2 separate regions of the Homo sapiens genome follow, and region 2 is linked to region 1. The links are chromatin loops, found by intact Hi-C in ENCODE. Cell type or tissue: PC-3. All regions are shown on one strand. Links, peaks and the distances in the headings refer to the core of each region. The heading gives the core; the rest is flanking DNA.

Region 1 (10,226 bases), core at 1,040-9,039:
ATTGAAATCATACTACGCATACTCTTGGACCACAGTGAAATAAAAATAGAGACCAATATTAAGAAGATCTATCAAAGCCACACAATTACATGAAAATTAAACTACTTGCTTCTGAATGACTTTTGAGTAAACAATGAAATTTATGCAGAAATCAAAAACTCTTTGATATTAATGAAAAGAGAGATACAGCATATCAAAATCTCTGGTATACAGCAAAAGTAGTATTAAGAGGAAAGTTTAGTGCTGAACACCTACATCAAGGAGTTAGAAAGATCTCAAATTAAAATTCTAACATCACACATAGAGGAATAAGAAAAACAAAAATAAACTAACCCCAAAGCTAGCAGAATAAAAGAAATAGCTAAAATCAGAGCAGAACTGAATGAAATTGAGACCTGAAAAATCTATACAAAGGATCAGCAAAACCAAAAGTTCCTTCTCTGAAAGGATAAACATGATCAATGGATTGCTAGCTAAATTAATAAAGAAACAAGAGAGAAGATCCAAATAAGCACAATCAGAAATGACAAAGGTGACATGACAGGTAATCCCTGAGAAATAAAAAAGATCTTGAGACTATTATAAACACCTGCATGCACACAAACTAGGAAATCTAGAGGAAATGGGTAAATTTCTGGAAACATGAAATCTCCCAAGATTGAATCAGGAAGAAATTAAAACCCTGAACAGAACAATATGAGTTCTGAAATGGAATCAATAATAATAATAATAAAATCCTACCAAACAAAAGAAAGCCCTGAACCAGATGGATCCACAGCTGAATTCTACCAGATGTACAAAGAAGAGTCCCTGAATCTATTCCAAAAAATTGAGGAGAAGGAATTCCTCCCTAACTCATCCTATGAAACTACCATCATCCTGAACCAAATTCTGTCAAAGACATAATGAAAAAAGAAAACTACCGGCTAATATCCTTGATGAATATAGACACAAAAATTCTCAACAAAATACTAGTAAACTGAATACAGCAGCACGTGAAAAACTTAATTCACCACAGTCAAGTAGGCTTTATTCCTGGGATGCAAGCTTGGTTCAATATGCACAAATCAACAAACGTGATTTACCACATAAAGAGAATTGAAAACAAAAAACACATAATCATCTAAATAGATACAGAAAAAGTGCTTGATAAAATCCAACATTCTTTCATGATAAAAGCTCTCAACAAACTAGGCATTGAAGAAACGTAACTCGAAACAGTAAGAGACATCTATTACAAACCCACAGCTAACATCATACTCAATGGGCAGAAGCTGAAAGCATTCCCCTTAAGAACCAGAACAAGACAAGTATACAGACTCTCGCCCCTCCTATTTAATATAGTGCTGAAAGTCCTGGAAAGAGCAATCAGGCAAGAGAAAGAAAGAAAATACCTCCAAATTGGGGAAAAAAGAAGTTATCTCTCTTCCATGACAAGATGGTTCTATACTTGGAAAACTGTGAAGGCTCCATCAAAAGGCTGCTAGAACAGTAAATAACTTTCATAAAGTTTCAGGATACAAAATCAATGTGCAAAAATCAGTAGCATTTCTATACAGCAATACACTAAAGCCAAGAACCAAATCAAGAACACAGCCCCATTTACAATAGACACACAGACACAGACACACACACACACACACACACACACACACACACAACCTACAAATACATCTAACCAAGGAGGCGAAAGATCTCTACAGGGAGACCTATAAAACACTGCTCAAAGAAATCAGAGAAGGCACAGATGGAAAAACAGTTCATGGTCATGGATTGGAAGAATCAACATCATTAAAATAGCCTGACTGCCCAAAGCTATTTGCAGATTCACTGCTATTCCTCTCAAACTACCAACATCATTTCTCACAGAATTAGAAAAAAAAAAATCTGTTCCAAAATTCATATGGAACAACCAAAAAAAGAGCCCAAATAGCCAAAGCAATCCCAAGCAAAAAGAACAAAGTTGAGGAGGCAGCACATTACCCAACTTCAAACTATACTACAAAGTTACCATAACCAAAACAGCATGGTACTGGTACAAAAACAGACACATAGACTGATGGAAAAGAATAGAAAACCCAGAAATAAAGCCATACACCTACAACTAGCTGACCTTTGACAAAGTAAACAAAAATAAGCAATGGTAAAAGGACTCCCTATTCACTACATGATGCTGGGATAACTAGCTAGCCATATGCAAAAGAATGAACCTGGACCCCTACCAACCACCACACATAAAAATTAACTTAAGGTGGATTAAAGACTTAACCGTATGACCTCACACTGTAAAAGTCCTAGAAGAATGCCTAAGAAATACTCTTCTAGACATCTGCTTTGGCAAAGAATTTATGACTAAGTCCCAAAAAGCAATTCCAACAAAAACAAAAATTGACGAGTAGCACGTAATTAAACTAATGAACTTCTGCATAGAAAGAGAAACTGTCAACACAGTGAACAGACCACTTATAGAACAGGAGAAAATATTCACAAACTATGCATCTGACAAAAGTCTAATATATCCAGAATCTGTAGGGAGCATAAATAACTCAACAAAGACAAAACAAATAATTGTCTGTTATTGGTGTATAACAGACAATTAAAAAAATGGCAAAGAACATGAACAAACACTTCCCAAAAGAAGACACAGAAGTGGCCAACAATCATATGAAAAAAAATACGCCATATCACTAATCATCAGAGAAATGCAAATCAAAACCATGAGATACTATCTATCTCACACTAGTCAAAATGGCTTTTGTTAAAAAGTCAAAAAATAACAGAAGTTGTTGAGGTTGTGGAGAAAAGGGAATGCCTATACACTGTTGGTGGGAATGTAAATGAGTTCACCCACTGTGAAAAGCAGTTTGGAGGTTTCTCAAAGAACTAAAAGTAGAACTACAATTTGACTGAGCAATTCTTTTTCTGAGTATATGCCCAAAAGAAAATAAATTATTGTTCCAAAATTACACATGTACTCGTTCATCACAGCACTATTCACAATAGCAAAGACATGGAATCAACCTAGGTGCCCATTAATGGTATATTGGATTTAAAACATGTGGTGCATATACACCATGGAACACTACACAGCTATAAAAAAGAACAAAATCATGTCTTTTGTAACAACGCAGATGCATGTGGGGGCCATTATCCTAAGTGAATTACTGCAGAAACAGATAACCAGTTTCCACATGTTTTCACTTATAAGTGGGAACTAAACATTGAGCACGCAGGGACTAAAGATGGGAATGATAGACACTGGAGACTAATAGAGAGGGAAGAGAGGAAGGTGAGTAGGGGTTGAAAAACTACCACAGTACCCTACCTATTGGGTACTATGCTCACTACCTGGGTGACAGAATCAATCATACCCCAAACCTCAGCGTCATGCAATATGCTACACATGTACCAAACCTGCACATGTACCCCTGAATCTAAAATAAAATCTGATTTTTTTAAAAAAGAATAGACTAAAAGAGAGAAAATTATCTTTATAGGATAACAACTTTATCTTTTACATATCCTTTTTACAATATGCTATAAAATAAAAACTCAGTAATTGGATATCTCTATAAAACCAACAAAATAACTGATTGAAAGTACGAGTTCTTCTTCACCAACACTTGTAGGTGATCCATGTCAGGAGAAATAAAGAATGTAATTGACTCAGGGAATGGTGACTAATAATTCAACAGGATGTAATAGAGGAAAGTCTCATCGCTTCATGACTAAGCCTCTTGATTTACTAATAGAGACTGGACTATGAAAAAATAGCAGATTCCCCTTAACTGGACAGGGAAAAAAAGATAATTCTTAGTTGATTATATTTCTTGATCTATTTATTTCTTCTAAGAAATGCTCATTTTTTCATTGACTAACTTTTATAAGCAATCAATATGATAAAAAAACAGTTACCTTACTTCATTTTTTGCAACTTTTTTTCATCTGCTATAAATGCTATAAATGAATTCTGAAGAGTGTGGGGTAACTAATACTCCATGGGTATTATGTAAAATGAGTTTCTAAATAATGAGATAATAACAAATGGGTCAAAAAATAATCAAAGGATCACAATAAGGGTAAAGACAGATTAGCCTTCAATATCAGCATCCTCAAAATGTAAAATGAAGCAAAATAATTAAGACTCCTTATAATAGAATTTTATTTTGCTGTGATTTTCCTTCACACTTTTGTGGTCTTTATTTAATACCTGTTGATGTGGACTAAAGAACCAAAATTGACAAGACTAACTGCAAATAAAGACATTGGTATGTGTATGAGATTTACACCATTTCAATAGCTTGCCAGAGAATTTCCATTCTAAAGTCCTAAGATGAATGCCTAATCTGACCAGGCATCTTGTAGATGTAGTCTTCACCCAGGTGCTTGTCAGAATGGAATTCCATGTAATGGAGGCAAATTACTACTGTTTACAAATATGACCAGGAGGAAAGAACTGGGATGAGTCATTACAACCTATCACCTCTATAAGAATAAAGTACTCAATGCCTTCAAAAATAGCTTAGAGAAGAGAGATTGCATTGTGAGATTTGGATGTGGGACCTTTAAAGGTAGAAGCAGGAAGTGTAATATTTAACTCCCAGTCCTTCCCTTAGTCCTCCAATAGAGGCTTAATTCAAATTCTGGGAAAGGGAAAGTGGTTGTTAAGGATTTTCCTAACTCAAAACATGTAGGCTTTAGAAGGCCCTGTCTGTTGGTCAAAATAGGTTCTTGCCAGGTCATAATCTATTTGTTTATTTGATAAGTTTTTATTGGGTGGCCTGTAGTGCCAGTTACTGTGCCAAGTAATAGAAATACAAAGATAAATGAGGCAGAGTTCTTGTCCTTAAGGAATCTGTATCAAAGTCAAGGAGCCACATAAGCAAGACACTGACGACACAGTGAAATGGGTGCTGATTTGTTCCAACTGAGGGCAAAGGGAGAGGTCAAGGAAGCTCTCCTTGAAAAGTAACCTAGGAAAGAAATTTTGGAAGGTAGCAAAAAAAGGACATATTAGCAAATTGCTCCAGATACATGAAGAAGATGTTCAAAGTGTGTAAAGAAAGCACAGCAAAGACTTGTGGAATTAATAATGGTTGAATTGTTGGAGTAATCAAGGGCTATATTGTGAGAGCTCTTATGTGCCAGGCAGTTTGAAGGAAGGCTTTGAGGAACAATTAAAGAATGGTAATCAGGAAGTGTTTTAGAAAGTTTATTCCATATTAGTGAGAGAAGAGAGACAGACCCTCTCAAATTGTTTTATATTGTTTTATACTGAGAAAAGGAAAGAGAAACGACACTAAAGGCAAGTAGCCCGGCGCCTAGGATCCAGACCTGAAACCAAGGAACCAGACCAGAAACTAGGCCTGGGCCTGCCTGACCTAAGCCTGGTAGTTAAAATTCGACCCCTGACCTAGCAACTGATGTTATCTATAGATTCCAGACATTGTATAGAAAGACATTGTGAAACTTCCCAGTCTGTTCTGCTTCACTCTGACCACTGGTGCATGCAGCCCCTGTCACGTACCACCTGCTTGCTCAATCGATCACGACCCTCTCATGTGGACCCCCTTAGAGTTGTGAGCCCTTAAAAGGGACAGGAATTGCTCACTGGGGGAGCTCGGCTCTTGAGACAGGAGTCTTGCCGATGCTCCTGGCCGAATAAACCCCTTCCTTCTTTAACTCGGTGTCTGAGGAGTTTTGTCAGCAGCTCGTCCTGCTACATTAGGGTGGAGTCAACCATAGACTAAAAACATTTACAAGGTAGAACAAAAGTCAAGGTAGTCTTGATTGGGAAAAAAAGTCTTGAGTGTGAAAAATATTAATGATGTTGAATTAAAATTCTGCTGCAGAGGGGTATCCTCTATTTTGTGTCCTGATTTCCAAAATTCAAGAAGCTCCTACTATTTCTTACCTCCTGAAGACTTCTAAAATGTCTCTCTTTCCTGCTTGCATGGTAGTGTCCCAAGGCATGATATTTTTCTCTCAAGACTTGACCCAGAATTCATCTAAACATATAAAGTATATTAAATAACAAATTTATTTTCAACAATACATGCTTCAAATAAATATCTAATGAGATACATTATTCTCATCGGTTTGTAAACTCAGAATTATAAATGCTCTCTTCAGAATTCCTCAAAATTAAAAATATCAAGCAACTTTGACAATATGGAATGTTTCCTTCTCATTTCTTAACTGCTGATTTCTATACTCTAGAAAAGCAAGCATATCAATATGTTCTCTGATTCATAATCATGCCCTATCTTATTTTTTCTCAATATGACCTAATTCTGACATTATCTTACTCTAATTCTTTGTCAGTTTTTCTCACTCATCACTTGCCTACTGTTGGCACCAAAACCTCGTATCTGTCTACTATGCTGTAACTCATCTCTTCAATTGCCGTTCATCTTCTCAAGACTGTTCACAAACTACATCATCATATATACATGTGTGATTGTGTATATGTACAAAGCCAGCCTTGATATCCAATCATCATACTATCTAATATCATAGACATGAAGTTACTCATTTACTAGCAAGACCTGGGGCCCTTAAGTCACCTTGATATTAAGATTCTCACCCAAGACACTACATTCTATTCATAGAAACAGATATTCCATCATATTCAGCTATGGTATGAAAGAGAAAAATCAGACTCTGAACAGTTACCACACATGGAACAAAAGACTTACCTTCATAGGATACCATATAGCCAACTCTAACAATGCTGGCAGTAAAGACTCAACCCTTGCCTGATATCTAATCTTTTAATAATTACATATATGTGCCTTGGTCTTTTGCTTTTTACCTTGTTGCTTTTCACTTTTACCTCATCATCACTACTTCCAGTCTTCTGCAATTTCTTGATACGAAGTTTGTTTTCCTGACTTTCCCTCAGCTTCCATGTTAAGTCATGGAATTTTATTTAATGTCTTCCTCAACTTAGTTACCACCCAGTTCTTCTAGTCATACAATCTGGATAGCCATAGCCCTGATGATCTATTCATTCTTAAAATAAAACTGAGTTCCTCCCTGTACCCTCATTTACTCCACAGAAACTGATGATTTGGACACTCCAACAATTTGTTTGTGTACATATACCAAAAACAATCAGTATGAGATGTTGTAATATCTTAATTCATTGTTCTATTACCTCATAAAAGGGGAGTAACCTCAATATTTAGGTGGATTTATACACTTTGGTTTGTTTGAATTGCTTTGGTTTGGTTTTTATCAGCATTCTCAAAGTCTTTGATTTCTGGTGTTTGTCAACTCTATAATTAATTTTAGTGTATACTAAGCTCTGAAATAATGTTAGCAAATCATTTCCATAAATAATTTATTATTTTTCTAATACATTAGAAGCTATGTAATGATGATTATCTTAATAAAAAATCCCACAAAAAGAATTTTCTACTCAAGTGTAAATTCCTAAAATTTACTATATCTACTTAAGTATAATATTCCTAATTTTCTGTAGCAGATGCATATTGTGCCCTTAATACAGTTACAGTTTTAGTCATGACGCACACTTACACATGGAATCAATTTCAATATCAACTATCCTTATTTGGATAGTACATGTGTGCTCATGCTGTACAAGTTTTTATTCTCCCCTCAGAAGAAAAGTGCAGATAAGATTATCATCTCATAATCTCAACATAAGCAGTACAGAGGAGAAATGACCAATTCCATATAATTATAAATTATAAGTGATTCATAGTACAGGTGTACCTTGGAGATACTGTAGATTTGGTTCCAGACCACCACAATAAAGTGAATAAAGTGAGCCACACTTTTTTTTTTGGTTTTGTAGTGCATATAAAAATTATACTTACACTATTGTCTAATAAATGTGTAATAAGACTATGTCTAAAAATTCACATATCTTAATTAAAAATACTTTATTTCCAAAAAATGCTAACAATTATATAAGCCTTCAGTAAGTTGTCATCTTTTTGCAGGTATAGGGACTTGCCACGATATTGATGGCTGCTGATGGATCAGGGTGATGGTAGCTAAAAGTTTGGGTGGTTGTGGCAATTTCTTAAAATAAGACAACAGTGAACTTCACTGCATCTATTGATCCTTCCTTTCATGAAAGATTTTTTGTAGCATGTGATGCTATCTGATAGCAGCATTTCACCTACTGTTTCAAAACTGGAGTTAATCTTCTCAAATCCTGCCACTGCTTGATCAACTAATTTTTTGATGTCCTTTCAACAATGTTCATAAGATCTTCACAAGAAGTAGATTCCATCTCAAGAAACCACTTTATTTATTCATCCATAAGAAACAACTCCTTATCTGTTCAAGTTTTATCATGAGATTGTAGCAATTTGGTCACATCTGCAGACCCCACTTATAATTCTCTTGTAATTTCCACCACATCTGCAATTACTTCCTCCACGGAAGTCTTGAACCCTTCAAAGTCATCTATGAGGGTTAGAATCAACTTCTTCCAAACTCCTGTTAATGTTGACATTTTGACCTCCTCCCATTAATCATGAATGTTCTTAATGGCATCTAGAATGGTGAATCCTTCACAGAAGGTTTTCAATTTACTTTGCCCAGATCCATCAGAGAAACCACTTTCTATGATAGCTACAGCCTTACAAAAAGTATTTCTTAAATAATAAGACTTGAAAGTTGAAATTACCCCTTGATCCATGAGAATTGGCAGGCACAAAAACAACATTAATTTTCATGTCCATCTCCATCAGAGCTCTTGGATGACCAGATGCATTGTCAATGAGCAGTGATATTTGAAAATGAATCTTTTTTTACTGAGCAGTAGGTCTCAACAGTGGGCTTAAAATATTCAACAGATCAAGCTATAATCAGATGTGCTGCCATCTGGGTTTCGTGATTTCATTTACAGTGCATAGGAAAAGAAGATTTAGCATAATTCTTAAGGAGCCTACAATTTTCAGAATGAGTTTGGCTTTAAGTTAAAGCCAAATGAGCACTGGCTTAAACTTAAAAGTCACCAGCTGCATTAACCCTAACAAGAGAGTCAGCCTGTTTTTTGAAGTTTTGAAAGGAGACACTGACCTCTGTAGCTATAAAAGGCCTAGATGGCATCTTTTTATAATGGAAGGCTGTTTTGTGCACATTGAAAATCTGTTGTTTAGTGTAGCCACCTTCATCCATGATCTTAGCTAGATCTTTTTGGACATTTGCAGTAGCTTCTACAACAGAACTTGCTGCTTCACTTTTCACTCTTATGTTATAAAGATGGCTTCTTTCCTTAAATGGTATGAACCAAACTGCTAGCTTCCAACTTTTCTTCTGCAGCTTTCTCACTTCTCTTAGTCTTCATAGAATAAAAGAGAGTGAAGGCCTTGCTCTGGATTAGACTTTGGCGTAAGAGAATGTTGTGGTTAGCTTAATCTTTTATCCAGACCACTCAAACTTTGTCCATATCACCAATATGGAGCAATCAGTTTCATTTTCTTATCATGTGTATGTTCACCACATGATGTGCATGTTCAATTTCCTTCAAGAACTCTTTCTTTACATTAACAACTTAGCTAACTGGTGCAAAAGGCCTAGTTTTTGTCCTGCTGTAGCTTTCAACATGCCTTCCTCAATAAGCTTAATCATTTCTAGCTTTTGATTTAAAGTGAGAGATGTATAAGGCTTCCTTCCACTTGTGTACTTAGAGGCCATTGTAGAGTTATTAAGTGGTCTAATTTACATTCTGTTTTGTCTCAGGGAATAGGGAGGCCAGAGGACAGGGAGAAAGACAAGGGAATGACATATCAGTGGAGCAGTCAGAACACATGCAATATTTGTCTATCAAGTTTGCCATCTTATATAGGTGTGGTTTGTAGCACTCCAAAACAATTAAAACAGTAGCATCAAAGACCCCTGATCACAGATCACATAGCACTTATTCTAAAATTAACCACATAATTGGAAGTAAAACACTTCAGCAAATGCAAAAGAACAGAAATCACAACAGTCTCTCAGACTACAGTGCAATCAAACTAGAACTCAGGATTAAGAAACTCACTCAAAACTGCACAACTACATGGAAACTGAACAACCTGCTCCTGAATGACTACTGGGTAAATAACAAAATTAAGGCAGAAGTAAATAAGTTTTTTGAAACCAATGAGAGCAAAGACACAATGTACCAGAATCTCTGGGACACAGCTAAAGCAGTGGTTAGAGGGAAATTTATAGCACTAAATTCCCACAGGAGAAAGTGGAAA
Region 2 (10,226 bases), core at 1,320-9,319, 160 kb after region 1:
AAGCGTGGCTGTCCTGGTTGTTCCAGAGTCTGTGCTTAACATTGAACTTATGTCCTCTTGAATAGCAGTTGTTTCTCCAATTTAGGTGCATAGCACTGATAACTAATGGGTTATCACAGGTAATTTGACTTAGACCATGGAGTTCATTCAAATTGTATATTTAAACAATTTTAATATTGGCTGATTAAGCATGATAATCTCAAGCTTGATTTTGAAAGGTTTGTTAAATACCAAAGTCTTAAAAACATTGGATATTACAAAATAGAATCTTAGGACCATAAGTCATTCATTAGGCAAAATGATAACTCAAAATTTTTTTTAAGTAAAAAACATTATTCTGAGAGACAGGAGTCTCAGCTTTCCAAACAAGACCCAATGAAGACAGCATAAAGCCAACTGACTCTCTTTTCTTTCCCTGCTCCCCTTTTTCTTTTATAGTTTACTTAAGAGGTAAACAAAAACCTTTTGTTATCTTTTAATATTACATAAAAATCCTTTTTAAAAGGCCAAATTTTATGTTTCCATTAGCGTATTTTTAATGTTAAAGCTAGTTTTTTAATAACTTTTTATAAATCTATTCAGTTTTAATTAGTTTAACCATAAGGTAAGATTTTTATAAATCTTTTATAGCCCTTTACAATTTTTTCTCAGAGCAGTACAATGTTCTATGAAAACTCTGTTGTGCTTCTCTATTCCAATGTCCAATTTATGAAAAAAAAATCCTGAATAATGCCATTTTAACTTTAGCCAATATGTTCACACATAGAATCTCTTATAATTAGCTGTTATAAACCTTCCACAAATTTTTCAAACTTCATTTAACTTAAAACAGTCCTTTAACCCTCTAACCCAGGCAAAAATTTACATTCCCATACTTTCTTATAATCTCTTACAAAAAAACACACTTCATTCTCATTATACACCTTGCATGTAAACCTGTTTTTTCCGTAATCTCAATTACATATTACAATGTTGACTCTTAGAAACTTTTACTTTTGGTGAAAACCTTGGTAAGTAAGGGATTTTAATTATGTACTAGGTATGGAGTCTAGGACGCAGACAGAAATGCAGATAAGGTCTGACTCTTTCCAGCATCTAACGCCATGTGTCCCATGCCTTGCCTAGCTGTAAAACAGGCATCTGTACAGTTAAGAGTCATAGTGGCATTTTATGAAGCATTTGGGAGGCCTAATCACCTTTAAATTATACAACATTTCTGGCATGAACTTCTTTTCATAAATTCTTTCACAACTTACATAGACCATGTACAACATGTTTAGATATTCTGACTTGCCTTAAACATCCCCCTTTTTAAACAACTAGTCATTTTACTTTAGGACAAGAATTTACCGTATAACATCCTTTCTTATATAAAATCTCTTTTCTTTATAACATTCTTTGCATAGCTAGGGGGCATGGCTAATTCCATATATCTCCTGGTCTTATTTAGAACTTAATGCCTCCAAAATAAATTGAACAATTTTCAAAAGTCAAAGCAGTTTATGACGACCTAAAAGCAGTTAGCAAACCTAATATTTGACCTGCATAATTTAGACAAAAATGTATTCATTTTATCAATAATCTTTAAAGCTGTTTTTATTTCCTAAAGATTACTAAAGTTACATAAACTAAAAGGAATTACAGTTTTTATTTTGTTTTCAAAATATTTGATTTAAGCGCTTATTTTTATTTAAGCCAATTAATTAATTAGTGCTCTTTTATATAAACATTACACACAACACATATATAATTACACAGACAGAAGAAGATTACTTCAGTAGTTGTAAAATGTTTCATTTGCTGGTTTTTAAGTTTCTTAATTGGTTATTGGCTTTAGGGTGGAGCCCTTGGAAGAACAGGGCCAGGAAAGGGGTTTCAGTTGCCTCCTGTTTTTCCCAAGGCGTCCAGGCTGTTAGAGCTTGAATATCCACTTTTAATTAAGCTGACTTTTAACCATAGCACTCTTCAATAAAGTCCTTTTAAAATTTCTTACCACCCGATTTTAGCCAGGCCAGTGAATTTTCAAAAGAAAATGTCAAAGGTAACCTCCCAGGTGATCAGAGAAAAGACAATTTAAGATAGTTTATAGTGGAGAAGAGACAAGACAAGGTTATGCAGATATTAAACCAAAAAAGGACTTACTTCCTAAGCAGGAAATCAAACCCAGACCACCAGTGTGAAAGGCCAAAATCTTAGATACTGAGCTACAGCACAGGGCAGTCTCGACTGTCCTTCCCAGGAGTCTATAGAGTAGTTCCTTTTGAAATTGCAAAGGCTTTTAACTACTCGAGATAATTTTTAGAGCTAACTATGACATAAACCCCAAAATTCCTGTTCCCTGGAAGGTGGAATCCAAGAGAAAATACTGTCATGTGGTCATAAGGTCAAGTTCCCAAGGACCTAAAACAAGACAGAGACCCTATCTAGTTTTTTTGTTTGTTTCAGGGACTTGCAGGAAAGTTTGTTATTGACCAGCTTGCTGGGCCGTCTGGAGCAGCAAGCTTATGAGGGCCTAAGCCTATGTTTTATCCTAAGGTACCCCTCAACCCAGAAAAACAAATTCATAGTACAAATACATCAGTTTAAGACTAGCCTCAGAATTCTTTTCAACATTAATCAAAACCTTACAGAAGAGATAAACAGTGATTTTTACCATTCATTCAACTGTACAGAGAGAGAGAAACCAAAAATCTGACTGGTAAGAAATTCTTACCCTTTTGCCAGCATGCCAGGCTTCTGGGTTCCCTTTCCCTGAGCGGCCCTAGTGACTCAGCTTGCTGTATCATTGCAATGGGGCCAAGCTGCATGATAAAGGAAAATTATATTTTTTTGTTCTGGCCAGAGTAAAATATGTGTGATAAAACATAGACATTAGCCACTCTGCTTAGCACTTAATATCAAACTGGCAAGGCTTAAGTTTGCCCCTGGTTGGGCCCCATCATCATTAATCCAACCTCTGACCATGAGTTTCAACATGTGGTCTCTGGGCAAGATGGTTGCCCTGAGCAATAGGCAAGATAAGAAAGGGAAAGGAGAGAGAGAAAAGCATTGCCTGTGGCAGGGTGGGGAAGGCAAAAAGGCCAGAGAAGATCACCCCCCATTCCAGCGACACTGAAAAGTTCAGGTGGCTGCTTTTTTATAGCAAAGGGATCTTTTCCAGCAGTGTCATCATCTCTCATGTTTCCCCTTTTAGGGAGGAAAAAGCTCCCTATGTCCCACAATCCTGTACATTCCTAATCCTGTCACCTGCAGCCGTCAGGAAAGAGCGCAAGGCAGATTATTCCAAGGAGAATAGCAGTTGACATGCTGTAGTGCCAAACCCATTCTTAGCCAAAAGGAACTTTACTGAGAGCCCTCATTTTCAAATGTACTTCAATGCATTGTTGTTCATTCTGATGTTCCACTGTGAGTTATCTTTAGTAATATTTTGGTGTTTCTGTAAGACTTCGCTGCCTCCCAGACCTAATGTATAAGCCAGAAGGAACTCAGTTTTCCAGAAATTAAGGATCCCATTTTTACCTAAAATATTGACTTTACTCTCAGGTTCTCTTGATTAACTTAGCCAATGATTGTTTTTTTCCTACCTAAGCGCACAAGAAAAATGAAAAAAAGGGGTAGAACAGAAAAATTCCTGTGAATTTTCAAAAGACAAATTTTATAAACCCTGCAAAATACTGCTTACTACCAGTTCCTTTCTGACCTAGTCAGATATAAGAGGCCTCTAACTGGATTCAAACCAGTTAATTCCCAGATCAAATCCATTCTTGGACCCAGTCCAGTTTCTGTCACAACTCTAAACCCAGTTTGGATCAGAAATCTGCTCAAAGAAACTCGGAGAGCTCAAAACGCAAATCCGTGGAGCTCCAAAATCTGAGAGGGAGCTTAACCGTGATCCCCAGCTGCTCTGAGAGATCAATGGACACAAGTGAGTCCTGCAGGTATCTTGAGTGTTCACTCAGCACTTCTGGGGGTCACTGGAAGCTCCACTTCGGATCCTACTCCTGACACCATCTGAGAAAAGAAAAACTTCAGCCAAATTAATTTAAAGGAGTTTAATTAAGCAATGAAAGATTTGCAAATCGGGCAGCCCCCAGAATCACAGCAGATTCACAGAGACTCCAGGGGTGCCTCGTGGTCCTTGTGGTCAGAACAAATTTATAGACAAAAAAGTTAAAGTGACAAACAGGAATCGGAAATTAGGTACAGAAACAGTGAGATTGGTTACAGCTTGGTGTTTGCCTTATTTGAATGCAGTTTGAACATTCAGCAGTCTATGAGTGGTATAGCCACTGGGATTGGCCAACACTCAGCCATTGTTACAGGTGCCTACTATTAAGTTAGGTTTTCAATTGTGTCTGACTATTAAGATAGGTTACAGTTCATCCACAAGGACTCAAATATAGAAGTATGGAGTCTTTCTCAGGCCATATTTATCTTGCTTTAACTCTATCTTCTATTTTATAACCATTGGTTCCTCAATAACATCTAGAATGCCACAAATCACCACAAAAGTAAAAACTGGGTGATGGATTAAATGAGAGGGAGGGAGGGAGGGAGGGATGGATGGATGGATGGATGGATGGGAAGAGAGAGAGAAACATATGTCCTTGACTCTTTATTTTGGTGATTTACACCAAGAAAAGAAAGCTAACAAACTGTTTAATCAGAACTATATCAACTTTTAGGTTTAAAAAATTATTTTGTGAAAAATCCATTAGAATGTTTCAGAGATATGATGATTGGTATGCAGATAAATTTCATTTTTAAATATTTGGTTAGAAAAAGTTAGAATTTTTCAAAATATAAAATTATGAATTACATAAACACTCAATCATATTTTGTCCCTTTTGATAGATTATGTGAGTAAAAGAAACGCAAAAAGACAAAAGAATATAGATGGATTCAATGACATATAAAATCTTTATAATCTAAGCCAAATAAAATTATATAGCACTGGCAACTTTGTCATGACTAAATTTATGAGTGTAACACTAAATAATGAACTGTTTTGTGTGTGACTTATAAAGTAGACTCATTGTTGAATGGGAGAAATATATTATCCAATGCATTTTGAGCAAGATGAAATGTAAGGTACCATTTTTATAGAAATATTTTAGAGGAAGCTGTTCAACATTGGAGGATAATAGCCGTTACTTATAAAATACAGCATTTCCCCTCTGATTCATAGGAAAGTAACAAGATCTTTATCAGAATGTTCTCATTTCCACATAATTCAAATACCATGTATATCAAAAAATAACAAGTAAAGACAAAATTTATTAAATTTTAGAATATGAATGGCATTGATCATAGTGAATACATTTGACAAAATCAAATAACCAATGGAGCATATTCATTTTGGTGAGTATTCTTAGTAAAGTCTTTAGGTCTCAGTTTCTTTTGAAAAATAAACTGGTTGTGAATATTACATGAGATAAAATAAACGGAAAGGCACATTGTAAAAGAGTGATAAAGCAATACATAAATATAAATTCTAAATGTTATAACATTGTGCATAGTCATTGTGCATGTTAAATGTTCAAAAAATAACTGAGTTAATGATTGAGGCATTGCAGGAAGTCTGGGGTGAGGCACTTGGCAGGAACTGCCACACAGGACTATTTTCTTCACTATGACAATGCTCTAGCTGAGAGTGAATGTTTTTAATATAAATGGTTTTACTCAGCTTAACAACCTACTGGATTCACTATTACAGTCATGAGTCATTTAAGCACAGGGACATATTCTGAGAAATGTGTTGTTAGGCTATTTTGTCATGTGAACATCGCAGAGTGTACCTACATAAACCTAGATTGTGTAGCCTACTATGCTCCTAGGGTATTGCTCATAGGCTGCAAATCTGTACAGCATGCGATTGAACTGAATTTTGTAGGTAGTTGTAACAAAATGGTATTTGTGTGTATCTACACATAGCTCAATACAGAAAAAGTACAGTAAATATAGGTTATAAAATATTAAAAATGATATACCTGAATAGAGCACTTACCATGAATGGAGGTTACAGAACTAGTATTGGCTTGGGTGAATTTGTGAGTGAGTAATGAATGAAGGCTTAGGACAATACTGTACACTACAGTAGTGTCAGTAATGTTTAAACTGTGCACACTTAGGCTATGCTAAATTTATTCTTTTTAGTTTTCTTCAGTAGTAAATTAACCTTAGCTTACTGTAATTTTTTCTTCATAGACTTCGTAATTTTTTAACTTTTTAACTCTCTCATAACTACACTTAGCTTAAAACACGAACACTTTTTTCCTTTATATACTTATTCTATAAGGTTTTTCTATTATTAGGCATTTTTTTTTACTTTTTAAACTTTTTTGCTAAAAACTAAGACACAAACACACACATTAGTCTGGGCTTACAGGGGATCAGGATCATTAATATCACTGTCTTCCACTTCCAAATCTTGTCCAACTGGAAGGTCTTCACAGGTAGTAACATGCATGGAGCTGTCATCTCCTATGATAACAATGCCTTCTTCTGGAATACCTCCCGAAGGAGCTGCCTGAGGCTGTTTTACAGTTAGCTTTTTTGATTTTAATAAGTAGAAGAAATGCACTCTAAAATTACAATAAAAAGTATAATATAATAAAACATAAACCAGTAACATAGTTGTTTATTATCATTACCAAGTATTATGTACTATGCATAACTGTATGTGCTACACTTATATATTCCTGGCAGCACAGTAGGTTTGTTTACACCAGCATCACTATAAACATGTGAGTAGTGCCTTGCCCTACTACATTTGGATGGCTACAGTGTCACTAGGTGATAGCAATTATTCAGCTCTGTTATAATCTTATTCAACCACTTTAGTGTAAGCAGTTCATTGTTGACCAAAATGCTGTAATGCAATACATGACTGTATTTAATACTGTTTCCACTATTCAAGCACAACAGATCATTCATCATCACAATATTATTATAATCAATACTATTCAAAGGAGAAAACACAAGCTCTGGAAACAATTTCAAGATAGGAGTTTAACTCACTAATGCAAAAAAGACACATCATCAAAAAAGCAGTATTCAAAATGTGAGGTTGATGACACTTATGATATCATTATTCATAGGATGAAGAATTCTGGCATTTCCATTCATCTTTCTACCACCTATATGTCTAAGGCAGACATTGCAGAGCAACTACCTCAACAACCTTACAGCCCTTTTCCTTATGCCTTTCTATAATGCAGAAACAGGAAACTAAAACAAAATGACATTTCTCAGACTGCTTGCAGCTGAATTTTAAAATATGATTTAGATCCAGATGGGATTAAGACTTGGGCAACAGAATGAGAAAGAGGGCACCTTTCTGCTGCTTCAGATAATTCTGCTGGCAAACCCAATGGTGGTGGTAGTTGGATTTCCAAAGCAGCAGTACTAGAACTTGTAGACACAAACAGGGCAGGATTTGAATAGGTTTGGACATGTAATTTATTACACCTTATGTTTGCAAAAATCTTAAATATTAAAAAAGAATGAAATGAAAATTTTAGAACTAAAAAAAATACAACAATCAAAATAGCAACTCACTGGATGGACTCAATAGAGGATGGTCATCACAGAGGAAAGAATCAGTAAACTTGAAATTATCTGAACAACAAAATTTTATTCTAGAAAAATACAATAAACAGAATCTTAGAGACTTGTGGCAAAATATTAAAAGACCTACTATTCACATCATCCGAATCCCAAAAGGAAAGAAAGTTTGATGCAGAAAAATATTTAAAGTGATAATGCACTTTAAAAACTTCCAAAATTGAGTTGGGTGTGGTAGTGAATGACTATAGTCCCAGCTATTCAGGAGGCTGAGGCAGGAAGATTGTCTGAACCCAGAGGTAAAAATTCAGCTGGGGCAAAATAATAAGACCCCATCTCTAAAAAAAAAAAAAAAGAACAACAGGGAGGCTTCCAAGATGGCCAAATAGGACCAGCTCTGGTCTGCTACTCCCAGAGAGATCGACACAGATGGGTGATTTCTGCATTTCCAACTGAGGTACATGGTTCATCTCACTGCGGCTAGTTGGACAGTGGGTGCAGACAATGGAGGGCAAACTGAAGCAGGGCAGTGTGTCTCCTCATAGAGGAAGCACAAGGAGTTGGGGGATTTCCCTTTCCTAGCCAAGGGAAGACATGACAGACTGCACCTGGAGGAATGATACACTCCTGCCCAAATACTGCACTTTTCCCACAGTCTTAGCAACCAACAGACCAGGAGATCCCCTCCTGTGCCTGGATCGGCAGGTCACACGCTCACAAAGCCTTTCTCACCGCTAGCACAGCAGTCTGAGATTGACCTGCAATGCTGCAGATTGGCAAGGGAAGGGGTGTCCACCATTGCTGAGGCTTGAGTTGGCGGTTTTATGCTCACAAAGTGGCCAGGAAGCTCAAACTGGGCAGAGTCCACTGCAGCTCAGCAAGGCCTACTGCCTATCTAGATTCGACCTCTGTGGCAGAGCATAGCTAAACAAAAGAAAGACAGTCTCTGCAGGCTTAAACTTCCCTCTCTGACAGCTCTGAAGAGAGCAGTGGTTCTCCCAGCATGGTGTTCGAGCTCTGAGAACGGACAGACTGCCTCCTCAAGTGGGTCCCTGACCCCCGTGTAGCCTGACTGGGAGACAACTCCCAGTAGGGGCCAACAGACACCTCATACAGGTGGGTGCCCCTCTGGGATGAAGCTTCCAAGGGAAGGATCAGGCAGCAATATTTGGTGTACTGCAGCCTCCACTGGTGATACCCAGGGAAACAGGGTCTGGAGGGGACCTCCAGCAAACTCCAACAGACCTTCAACTGAAGAGCCTGACTATTAGAAGGAAAAGTAGCAAACAGAAAGGAATAGCATCAACATCAACAAAAAGGACATTCACACCAAAACCCCATCTGTAGGTCACCAACATCAAAGACCAAAGGTAGATAAAACCACAAAGATGGGTAGAAAACAGAGCAGAAAAGCTGAAAATTCCAAAAACCAGAGCGCCTCTTCTCCTTCAAAGGATCGCAGCTGCTCCCCAACAAGGGAACAAAACTGGACAGAGGAATGACTTTGACGAGTTGACAGAAGTAGGCTTCAGAAGGTCGGTAATAACAAACTTCTCTGAGCTAAAGGAGCATGTTCTAGCCAATCGCAAGGAAGCTAAAATCCTTGATAAAAGGTTAGACGAATGGCTAACAAGAATAAACAGTGTAGAGAACACCTTAAATGTACTGATGGAGCTGAAAACCAAAGCACAAGAACTTCGTGATGCATGCACAAGCTTCAGTAGCCAATTCAATCAAGTGGAAGAAAGGGTATCAGTGATTGAAGATCAAATTAATGAAATAAACCAAGAAGACAAGATTAGAGAAAAAAGAGTGAAAAAAATGAACAAAGTCTCCAAGAAATATGGGACTATGTGAAAAGACCAAATACACGTTTCATTGGTGTACCTGAAAGTGACAGGGAGTTAGAAAACACTCTTCAGGATATTATCCAGGAGAACTTCCCCAACCTAGCAAGGCAAACCAACATTCAAATTCAGGAAATACAGAGAACACCACAAAGATACTCCACAAGAAGAGCAACCCCAAGACACATAATTTTCAGATTCACCCAGGTTGAAATAAATGAAAAAAAAATGTTAAGGGCAGCCAGAGAGAAAGGTCAGATTACCCACAAAGGGAAGCCCATCAGACTAACAGCAGATCTCTCGGTGGAAACCCTACAAGCCAGAAGAGAGAGGGGGCCAATATTCAACATTCTTAAAGAAAAGAATGTTCAATCCAGAATCTGATATCCAGCCAAACTAAGCTTCATAAGTGAAGTGGAAATAACATCCTTTACAGACAGGCAAATGTCTAGAGATTTTGTCACCACTAGGCCTGCCTTACAAGAGCTCCTGAAAGAAGCACTAAACATGGAAAGGAACAACTGGTACCAGCCACTGCAAAAACATGCCAAATGGTAAAGACCATCGATGCTATGAAGAAACTGCACCAATCAACGGGCAAAATAACCAGCTAACATCATAATGATAGGATCAAATTCACACATAACAATATTAACCTTAAATGTAAATGGGCTAAATGCCCCAATTAAAAGACACAGACTAGCAAATTAGATAAAGAGTCAAGATCCATCAGTGTGCTGTATTCAGCAGACCCATCTCATGTGCAGAGACACACATAGGCTTAAAATAAAGGGATGGAGGAAGATCTACCAA

The links. Hi-C counts contacts between places; a loop is a spot of excess contacts. Peaks named below come from ENCODE experiments on the same cell type or tissue, not always from the same donor. Only the 100,000 strongest peaks of a DNase experiment are listed, where the experiment ranks them.
Region 2: it touches region 1 in a loop (4-fold over the local background); 2 of 110 quality-filtered maps call a loop at or near these places.

What each region holds. Positions count from the first base shown.
Region 1 is chr5:40,168,470-40,178,695 of GRCh38, forward strand. No RefSeq gene overlaps it. Among named protein-coding and RNA genes, the nearest start is that of LINC00604, 67 kb to the right of the region's middle. In PC-3, for the core only: no CTCF peak of the experiment used is centred there; DNase peaks (open chromatin) are centred at 3,692 and 4,462; H3K27ac peaks cover 2,410 bases.
Region 2 is chr5:40,327,976-40,338,201 of GRCh38, forward strand. No RefSeq gene overlaps it. Among named protein-coding and RNA genes, the nearest start is that of LINC00604, 93 kb to the left of the region's middle. In PC-3, for the core only: no CTCF peak of the experiment used is centred there; a DNase peak (open chromatin) is centred at 5,696; H3K4me3 peaks cover 279 bases; H3K27ac peaks cover 2,128 bases.